2 separate regions of the Homo sapiens genome follow, and region 2 is linked to region 1. The links are chromatin loops, found by intact Hi-C in ENCODE. Cell type or tissue: mammary epithelial cell. All regions are shown on one strand. Each heading gives the region's core, and the rest is flanking DNA. Links, peaks and the distances in the headings are about the cores only.

Region 1 (5,379 bases), core at 166-5,165:
GACTCTTTGGTAATAGGATCTTCCTAATCTACGATATTATTGGTTATTAAATATGGATGACTTGTTTGATGTAGTGGGGCTTGTTTTCAATGATCCCATTAGGCCAGGCGTGGTGGCTCATATCTGTAATCCCAGCACTTTGAGAGGCCGAGGCAGGAGGATCACTTGAAGTCAGTGAGCCACCACGCCCGACCCGGAGTTGCATCTCTTAACGGCATCCCAGTTCGAGTCTCAGCCAAGGGAGCAGGCACCCATGCCCTGGGGCCTGAACTGTGGCATGGGAGTGGGGGGCACAGATCTTTTGGCAGAAGGTGGCTACCCAGGTCCAAGCCTCAGACATCTTTCCTCCTTGTCAGACCTTCCTCCTGGGTGAGTCACCTATGTGGGGGGCGGGTGAGAACCTCTTTGTGGAGGCTCTGGGAAAGCCGACTTGGAGCTTGGAGCCTCCACAGTTATATAAATGGAAAATTAGAAAAAAACAAAAAGGCCTTGTGGGCTTGTAAAGATGGAATACATTGTAGCTGAGAAAATTCTTGGCTGAGAAAATGTGAGGAGTGCTAAGGCCGTGGTTGGAGGATTTTTTTTTTTTTCTTGGTAAAGGGAGACAGTGGCTGCAGAAGGCACCAGCTGTCCCCACCTCTTTGCCATTGTTGAAACAAACTCGCAAATGGAAAGGACTTTGCAATGCAGAGTCTAAGGAGGGAAAATGAAAATATGACAGATACAAAGAACTGAATGCATTCTGAAATCTTAGGGGAATAAAAATATCTAGTATTGAGACAGCCCAAAGCTAAGAGTCTGCAAACTCAGAAACAGCAAGAAGCTTTTTCACAAGAAAAGGAAACTTAGTGCTCTAGGTACATAGAGGTGGAGAGGAGGGCCTGTGTGTTTTAATCTGTCACCCGATATCTTGTATAGCTGTAGGATTATGGAGTGATTCAGTTTCCTCTCTGTAGCAACATCCATGAAAATATCTATTTACTTACTGCCTCGGGAAAACATTCAAATTTATGATTTAATCAGCTTCAAAGTATTTCTGCTGAGTTTTGTTACTTTGTTTAACTTTTTTATTATGTGGTAGCTGGTGGATTGTAGGCATATTTAGCAGTTGGGAAATGTCTAAGGAAAGATTACCTTTGATAAAAAGCCAGTAGGAAGGGAATTGAAGGACGCAGAGTCGATGCCTGCAGTTTCTTGTTTTTGTTTCCCCAGCTCTGGAGTCAGACTGCATAGGTTTGCATCCTGACTCTTCAAGTTACCGTGTGACTTTGAGCAAACTTCTTAACTTTTCTGTGCCTCAGTTTCCTCTAAAATGTGATCATAGTTGTATTTACCTCAGAGATTGTCATGAGGATTAAATGAAATACTATATAAATGCTTAGAGCAGTATATCATCTTTCAGAAGAAAATTAAGTGTTACCGTTTGTAACTATCAGCTTCACAGACACTTAACTTCTTCTTTAATTTTCCCACTTAGAACCTAAAGTATATTTCTGTAAATGGGCACAACAGCTGGATCCCGACGTAATGACATTGATTTACGTTGTAAGTAACACACTACTGCCACCAGAGTATTTCTGGACAGTGTCTTGATAACTTTCGGTAATTTGGCTGTACCCTGTCATTCATTCCGTACATGTTTATTGAGCATCTATTATATGCTAGAAATGACATGAGCTATGGAAAATATGAACATGAAAAATAAAGAGCCCACAGATTAGTGACAAAGACAGAGAAGAAACAAATGCCTTCGATACAGTCTTTTGTACGTCAAAGTTTTTAGCCCTCTTGACAGTGGCTTGAGAGACCAGGTGTACAGACTTCTTTCGGGCTCAGGTCCTGCAAGTTGTGGGATGGGGGCCAGGATAATTTGCCACCAGCAAGCTTGGATTCAGCCACCTGCTGCTGCCCAGAATGCGATCCAACCTTTCCCAGTGAAAATGCAACCTTAGGAGTCAGGACCCAGGCAAGAGGGGGAGTGTGTAAAGACCTACACTGTATTCCACTAAGAACAAATAACTAATCACACAGCAGAACCTCTGGTATATAAACAAAGACATCCAGGCTGAACACAACCCCACCGGCGATATGTACCTCCGAGTGTACACCAGGGTATATAAAAAGTTATCCAAATGTCTGTTGCCTTTGACATTTGATCAATCACTATTGGAGTTTTCATCAACTTGTTCAGACTATATACCATGGATCTTTGCTGGGTGGATTAAGGTTTTGAATGTATTGCTTGTGTATTTCATCATGCAGTCAAAATCCACCTCCCACATAAGCCTGTTGTTGGATAGAGCTCCCAGTCATGAAAGTCTGTCCTCTTTTTCTCCCCTTCTATTTCTTGGTATTAATTTCAGCTTAATCAAGTCTTCTGGCCCTGTGATTCCAGGAACAGTTGGGTTCTGGCTAAAAGCAAAAGAGAAAACCGCCTGTTTCAGTCGCATAAGGTGATGTGGCAAGAACTTGTTTCTGAGGAATCCAAGATCTAGCCATTTTCAGCAGTGGTCATAGGGGACTGGAACGGGGGCGCCACCTGCAGGCTAAGGGGGAAAACACAGAGCGAGAAACTGAACCTTGCTTTAGGGGACAGGCATTTAAAGGCAAAGGAAATTCAGTCCCTCTGTGATAGACAGTAATGAACTCAGCAGGCTGTCTTGTAGATAAATATGCATGAGAATGCATCGTTGGAAGAGCTCTCACGTATTCCCTTCATTCCTGCCTTTTGGAGTTTCAGAATGTTTTACATTTTATGTTCATTTATATTTTTCTTTGTCAGAGTATGGAGATCCTAAAATCATCTGCCAGGGTATTTGCTGCTTCTTGGTACTGCTTGCTGCTCTTTTCAGAGAGAGCAGTGCCAGGTAAAATATTCTGCATTCTCATAAGAAGAGGTGAATGTCATTGCGTTCCCTGTTAATATGAGGCAGGGAAGGACGCTCTGGCCCGGAGCCGGAGTCCTCACACCACTTTGGTCTCTGTCCTTTCTAGCAGATCTAAATATCTACTCTGTCTACACCCTGTTTTTACAGAAACACCAGTGCTAGTCTAGAATGAAGGCAACATTGACAGCAGTGATGATCAAACGTTCGTTTTTCAATATGCCATGAAAAATAACTTGGTCCAAAATAAAATTCTGTCCTTATATTTCTATTTAGATGTATACCTCCCATAAAGGTAAAATGTTTTTCTCAGACGTAATTTCAGATTTTCTGTGTGCCCTACCAACAGATCAGGTTTCTCCTAAGTTTTTCAGTGGAAAATGTGATCGGCAAATGTATCAGCTGTTCCTCTGTTAGCTTTGTTGATTGATGCTTTTGAGGGGCAGAGTAGGTTTATTTGCTGATTTGTGCATTTTATCAGGTACAAAGGACATAGCAGATGTGGAAGATGCTTTTAAGAACTTCACCAAGAAGCTTGAGGGCCACCCTAAGGGAAGCTCCGCTCTCCTTCAACTGAAGCTCTCCAGGGACAATAGGAGCTGATGTTTTTGGAAGCGTCACACTGCTGGGGTCAGTGTTGCAGGTTCAGGAATGTCAGGATGCAGCCCTGTGTCTAGAGTACTCACAGCTAGGACAGGCGCACACATAACTATAATACCAAGCCAGCCTGCAGCAGCGCCATGGAGGGGCACACAGGGTGAAGAAGGGTGTCTTAGCTGGAATTGCTACAACAGAACGCTGTAGACTGGGCAGCTTCAATGTGGATGTGTATTTCTCACAGTTCTGGAGGGTGGAAGTTCCAGAGCAAGGTGGTGGCTGATTCACTTCCTGGTGAGGGCTCTCTTCCTGGTTTGCAGACGGCCTCCTTCTCACTGTGTTCTCACATGGTGGACAAAAAGAGGGCTCTGGCGTCTCTTCTTATAGGGACACTAATCGCATCCTGGGGGCCCCATTTGTTTGACATCATCTAACCTGATCGTCTCCCAAAGGCTCCATCTCCTAATACCATCATACTGGGGGTTAGGGTTTCGTGTGTATTTAGGGGTAGGGGAGACTAACATTCAGTCCATAACGGAGGGGAAGATTCAGCTGTAGGATTATCAGGCTCAGAGAATTAGACTCTATTATCTCCCCCGCCTACACACACACCCCTGTACTGATGAGAAAAGTAAAGCAGCGAAGGGGAGGGTACTGAGCTTAGCAGCAGCCAGCTTCATTGTCAGTTCCATACCTGGGAGAGCCTCAGAGCCCACCCTCTGTGAAAGGAGGGAGGCATGAGCATGTAAAAAATATATACTTCTCCATGGAAAAGATGGTTTTGACATTCCCGGAGGCATGGTACCTATTTCAGATCTCCTTAGAGTTTCTGTTAAGTGGGTGCCTCCCTTTTTTTTTTGGGATGGAGTTTTGCTCTTGTTGCCCAAGCTGGAGTGCAATGGCGCCACCTTGGCTCACTGCAACCTCTGCCTTCCAGGTTCAAGCGATTCTCCTGCCTCAGCCTCCTGAGTAGCTGGGATTACAAGCGCACGCCACCAGGCCCGGCTAATTTTTTGTATTTTTAGTAGTAACAGGGTTTCACCAAGTGAGTGCTGCTTTTAAGAAGTCAAATGATAGGCAACTTGTGGACGATGCCTTTAGTTTATCTAAGTCCTGTTTCAGCTTTGAGGTTTCCATGAGTTGCGTTTTACCCTGAGGTTGGTGAAGTGCAGCATTGGGTTAACTTTGCTCCCACGAATTCCAGGGGTGCCCATTGCTAACTGGCTTCTCACAGCAATGACATTTGAGGCCGGAATGGTCTCTCTGTCGGCACGGTACACAGTTGTTCACTGGTGGCTTATTGGTCAGATCAAAAACCAAAAAGAAACAGGGAGGGAATGCGGACTAGGATCCATGTTTGTAGAAATCTGAGCAGGGAGAAAGGAAGAAAGGAGGATTGGGGGACCCCTACATGTCCTCCCTTCAGTTGCAGATGTTTGTTAGGATGTGGTCAGATGTGGGGAAGGGCAGGTGGCCATGGAAGCAGGGCCCCCAACAAGTGGCATTCACCTGGATGGATGCCCCACAGCCCAGCATCTAGACTTCAGCTGGTTTGTCAACACACCAAGTGTGGATGCTTTTGTTGGAACAGAATCCCTCAACAGAGACAGAATGCCAGTATTATTGATTCATAATAAAATGTATAATTATCCAGTGGGCTCATGTTGGCTAAGTAGCATCGTCTTTCCCCTTTAGGGCAAAAATACTTAGAAAGGCAAACTGTAATCAGAAGATCGCTTGGATGGATGGGATCAGAGCAGGAGGAGGGAACGGGGTTATGTTGACAGCTGGTACCATCAGGCTGTGATAGCTGGTCTGGAACCCTCACCTCCACTGTAAGGACATCCCTGCCACAGCCCATGGTCACGGCATGTAGCCAGGACTCTGCTTTCCCAGT
Region 2 (5,379 bases), core at 265-5,264, 55 kb before region 1:
AGTCTGACAGTGAACTGAAATTAGATGGTTGTTCAAAACAGACTTCCCTCTCTGTTTTTCATCTTACTATTTTCATCTCATCTTTTTCTTTTACAATTGGCTTCCCACTTTCTAAATAAATGTTGCCATACCCCAGTAGCTTTAGTGCAATGCCTAGGATCATTTTGGCCTGTGTTCCTGATGCTTCATTATCTCGTTTGAATGAAAGAGCAGCACTGGGTCCTCCAATTTCAGTAGGTGCTATTCAGGGCACCTGTTGGCTTGACATGGTCATGGGTTTGAGTTGTGAAATATGGACCCTTCCATGTGGGTATCAGCACAGAGAAAGCACAGGACATTAGTGGTAGGAAAGAAAAAAGAAACAATACCTTTCCCCTAGATTCCAGTGCATTATTTTGTTTCCCTTCCACTTACTTATCCTCATATAAATGCAAGTGTTCAGAGCTAGAAACCTCAAAGATGCTTCCTGAATTCAAGCCCAGCGTCTTCAATCTGGGGCACAGAGTATGTGAAGGAAGCTGCAGGATACACCCCAGCAGTTCTGTGTCATTAACAGTATTTCATACAGGAATAGCTTCTAAATTCACCTTGTAAGCATCCACAGTGAATCTGAAACAAGCTTTCTGAGATTTCCCTTTCTAAGGTGATTTGGTGTATGTGGGTTCTCACATCAGTGAAGCTAGGAAATCCAAGCTACAAGAGTTAATCTCTGTTTCAAGGCGGGTAAACACCTTAATGTTTTCTGAGACTCCTGGTGCTAATTTTCATGTTTAAAATGCCCACAGAAATATATATTACCCTTTGACAAAAAGTTACCAAAAGATTCAAAGAAGGAAATGACAGTATTCCTTTAAATGTGTTAGTGTTTCAAAGTCTTGCTAAGAAATAGTAGAAGAAGTATTACTAATACTACTTGCTAAGAAATATTAGTTGCTAATACTATTATACTTGCTAAGAAATGTTATTTTTTTCATATTCTTATCCTGAGAGGAGTAATGGGTTGGCCATGTAGCCTTAAATCTTTATCCTTAGGACACCCTGGATCTTAACCTTTAAAAATCAGACTTATTATCAAATAAATGTATTCAGCCTAGATAAATTTAAAATGGGCACGGAAGCCACGAAGTTATCAGCTCTGAAGTATCTAAAGTTGAACCCTTTCCCATGACCTAAGATTCTCAGTAATTTAGTAATAAATGACTTACCAGTGGTTCTCAAACTTGGCTGCACGTTTGAATCACTGGAGAAACTATAAAGAACTTGTTACGCCTAGGCCACGCCGCAGGCCAATCAAATCATAATCTCCAAAAATGTTCCAGTTATTAGTACATTTGGAACTCCTCAGATAATTCTAGCACGTATCTGAGCTTGAGACCCATTGGATTAGGCCGTTCCTGCATTGCTATACAGAAATACCTGAGCCTGGGTAATTTATAGGAAAAGAGGTTTAATTGGCTCACAGTTCTGCAGGCTGTACAGGAAGCATAGTGCTGGCATCTGCTCGGCTTTTAGGGAGACCTCAGGAAACTTACACTCATGATGGAAGGCAAAGGGGGAGCAGGCATGTCACATGGTGAAAGCAGGATCGAGAGAGAGTGGGAGGGGGAGGTGCCACACAAGAAGCCACTGTCGCAAAGACAGCACCAAGCCATGAGGGATCCACCCCCATGACTTGAACACTGCCCTCTAGACCCCATGTTCAAGCATTGAGGATTGAAATTCAAGATGAGATTTGGGCAAGAAAAACTATCCAAACTGTATCACCCATTCACTGGTAACTTCTCATGGATGGTAACAGAAATAGGAAAGAAATACACAGTCAAATCTTAGAACCTTTTTTCATTCTGGTGTGTAGCTTTGGAATGTCTGGAGTCTGTAAGACTTTTGGAAGGTGAGAATTAATTGTTCATTCATTCATTCATTCTTCCATAAACATTCCTTGAGTGTTGATATGTGCTGGATTTTTCACACTGGATTTTTCACACTGAACTGGACCTAACTTATTTCTCCTTTGGTCGAAAGACCGCCAGGCCTCAGCTGGACCTCTAGAGCCATTCTAGACAAGAGCAAATCACTTGGGCGTTTCTGTATTAGTCCAGGCATTGTGGATGCTGATGTGGGAGAAGGAAAAGTGGGTCTTTTCTGTGTAAACAACTTCATGTCTCAAGAAAATTCTGTTCTGTGTCCAGCTGACAAACTTGTCTGTGCAGATAAAGAACCTATTGATGCACAAGTTGTCACCAGGCTTCTGTGTAGCAAAGACTATTCCAGAGAACACTGAATATGGACTTAGAGTCAAAGTTGATGGTTCTCATAGATACCTTAATGCACTTTGCCTCATTATAAGTTTAGATTCATTGATTGTTAGAGTTGGAAGAGACCTTGGGGACTTTCTGGTCTGGCTGGTTGATTTCTAGACAAGGAAACCGAGACCCAGGAAGGGGATGTGACCAGAATGTGGTCATAGTGTCAGAGACAGAACCAGCTCGTTGATGCCCCTCCTGTGGGACCATTACAGGCTCTAGCACTGCATCCCTACACATATGAGTGCTAGCTATGCCCCCACAGTGGGTACCCTGCATTGTACTAAGGAGGCCTGGGGTGCTATTAAGAAAATACCTTCAGGACCAGCCTGGGTAACATGGTGAAATCCCATCTCTACAAAAATATGCCAAAATTAGCTGGGTGTGGTGGCACATGCCTGTGGTCCTAGCTACTTGGGAGACTGAGGTGGGAGGATCACTTGAGCCTGGGAGGCAGAGGTTGCAGTGAACCGAAACCACACCACTGCGCTCCAGCCTGGGTGACGGAGTGAGAGACCCTGTTTCAAAAAAAAGAGAAAAGAAAAAAACCGCCATTTGTGCACAAGGGTTTTTATTGTCATTTGTTTGTTTGTTTATAAGGATTCAAGGAAAAACTCATTTCACAATCAGTATCAACATGTAGTACTTAATCTTTAAAAAACAACAACAAAACTAGCTTACAGACTTAAGAGCTTAGTTGATTTAGGTATCATAGTCTTGGCTCCTTAGTTGCCCATTGAGTATAGCTCCATCTTCTGGCAGCAAAGAGAGGTGATTTGAAGCTTAGGATTTTGAATTCTGCTCATTTCTTGAAGTGGCCTATGGTCTACAACACAAGATCTCTAACTATACAGTAATATGTTACATGTGTGTGTGTATATACATTTTTTTTACATAAACACATATATATACACGTGGATAGATAAATAACAAGATGACATATTTTGATGTTCATTTAACAAATGAGAAATCAAATCAGAAAGTATTTAACGACTTGTTCAAAGTCTTGCAGTTAGATGTATCAGAGCTAAGACGCAAGCTAATCTCTTGATTGCTTGTGCAATTCCACTAATCAGTATGCATTTCTTTTTGTGTGCACTTTTATGGATATATTTTGGTAAACTTGGTGAACTTGGTTAATGATTTTCATCAAGAACTTTTTAAAAGCACCTTTCTGGCCAGGCACGGTGGCTCATGCCTGTAATCCCAGCACTTTGGGAGGCCGAGGCAGGCTGATCACGAGGTCAAGAGATCGAGACCATCCTGGCCAACATGGTGAAACCCCGTCTCTACTAAAAATACAAAAATTAGCTGAGTGTGGTGGCGCATGCCTGTAGTTCCAGCTACTCGGGAGGCTGAGGCAGGAGAATCGCTTGAACCTAGGAGGCTGAGGTTGCATTGAGCTGAGATTGTGCCACTGCACTCCAGCCTAGTGATGGAGAGAGACTCTGTCTCATAAAAATAAATAAATAAATAAATAAATAAATAAAAACACCTTTCTGTAAAAGTTGGGCAATACAACAGTTTAGCAACTTGACTGTTCTTGGGTTCAGTGAGAGAATGAAGCGCTAATGCTTAAGACATTTATTGTCTACACTAAATTAACTTTCTCCTTTGCAGCTAGAATGGTGCTGTCTTGGAGGACTGAGAAAGTAGTCACTTGAATCATTTTCTGTGTTCTGTGGTTCAGATGAAGAGCCCCAGTTGAGGAAAAACTGGAAAGTGAGAATCTTCTACTCTAGTACTTTCTGAAGTGTTTACTCACTGGTTTGATATGTATCCCTCTAGATGTTTTACTCTGCCTGTAAGATCATTTAAATATACACACACACATTTACATACAAACAGATACCTGGATACAATGCAGTACAGACAGCAAGGTGATCCAAGAACTGGGGTGGGCCAGGTGCGGTGGCTCACACCTGTAATCCCAGCACCTTGGGAGGCTGAGGCGGGCGGATCAACTGAGGCCAGGAGTTCGAGACAGCCTGACCAATGTGGTGAAACCCTGTCTCTACTAAAAATACAAAAATTAGCTGGGCATGGTGGCACGTACCTGTAGTCCTAGCTACTCGGGAGGCTGAGAGGAGAATTGCTTGAGCCCAGGAGGTGGAGGTTGCAGTGAGCCGAGATCGTGCCACTGCACTCCAGCCTGGGTGACAGAATGAGACTCTGTCTCAAAAAAAACAAAGAACTGGGGTGACCCAGAGGAAAGGTGATTGGTGCTGCAAGCTGTGAGAAACAGCAAAGGGTTCTCAGTGGAGGTGATAGAGAAATGAGTCTTAAAGGATGAGTATTTTCGTAAGAAGACAGGAGAGTGATGAGCACACTCAGAGACGAAGGTGTGCATGGCTGGGGAGGGCGGGGTGTGCGAGACCTGCCGGGGTTCAGTAAAATGTTGGTGTGGGGCAGGGTGGAAGATGATGTGGGATGGGCAAGTAAAGACCAAGTGATAGGGGAGGGGGGCAGGGAAGTGCTTGGGAAAGGGAAAGTCATGGTCCATGCCTAGTGCTCCACCCCCAGGCCTATGTGCACAAAACTAGGTAAGGACAGGCATTTCTGTTTTTGTGCCCAAATGTTGCCTTCCCCAAGACCACCCTGGCCCACCATGTCCCCATCCTGTGCCTATAAAAACCCTGAGACCCTAGTGGGCACACACACAAATGGCTGGACATCAAGAGGAATGCACCGGCAGACCCACAGGCAGCAGAAGACACCATCAGGCCATTGACCAGCAGAAGGACGTGGAGTTTGGCTGGGGCAGTTGGAGGAGAGCCCAGCCGCTGGGCAGCATGACTCCAGGGGAAACCACCTTCCCACTCCATTCCCCTTCTGGCCTCCCCTTCCACCTCACTGAGAGCTACCACTCCATAAGAAACTTTGCACTCATTCTCCAAGCCCACGTGTGATCCGATTTTTCCGGTACACCAAGGCAAGAACCCCAGGATACAGAAAGCCCTCTGTCCTTGTGATAAGGCAGAGGGTCTAATAGAGCTGATTAACACAAGCTGCTTACAGATGGCAAAACTAAAAGAGCACCCTGTAACACATGCCCACTGGGGCTTCGGAAGCTGTA

The links. A loop is a pair of places that touch in the nucleus more often than their neighbours do. Peaks named below come from ENCODE experiments on the same cell type or tissue, not always from the same donor. Only the 100,000 strongest peaks of a DNase experiment are listed, where the experiment ranks them.
Region 2: it touches region 1 in a loop (5-fold over the local background); 15 of 110 quality-filtered maps call a loop at or near these places.

What each region holds. Positions count from the first base shown.
Region 1 is chr10:12,708,747-12,714,125 of GRCh38, forward strand. All of the region lies in intron 3 of CAMK1D (calcium/calmodulin dependent protein kinase ID), which reads left to right. Among named protein-coding and RNA genes, the nearest start is that of MIR548Q, 14 kb to the right of the region's middle. In mammary epithelial cell, for the core only: a CTCF peak has its summit at 2,542 (motif pointing left); a DNase peak (open chromatin) is centred at 2,505; H3K27ac peaks cover 327 bases.
Region 2 is chr10:12,653,666-12,659,044 of GRCh38, forward strand. The region is part of intron 2 of CAMK1D (calcium/calmodulin dependent protein kinase ID); the gene reads left to right. Among named protein-coding and RNA genes, the nearest start is that of MIR4481, 3.2 kb to the left of the region's middle. RefSeq lists an enhancer at 2,537-2,596 and a silencer at 2,925-3,219. In mammary epithelial cell, for the core only: a CTCF peak has its summit at 3,050 (motif pointing left); no DNase peak of the experiment used is centred there.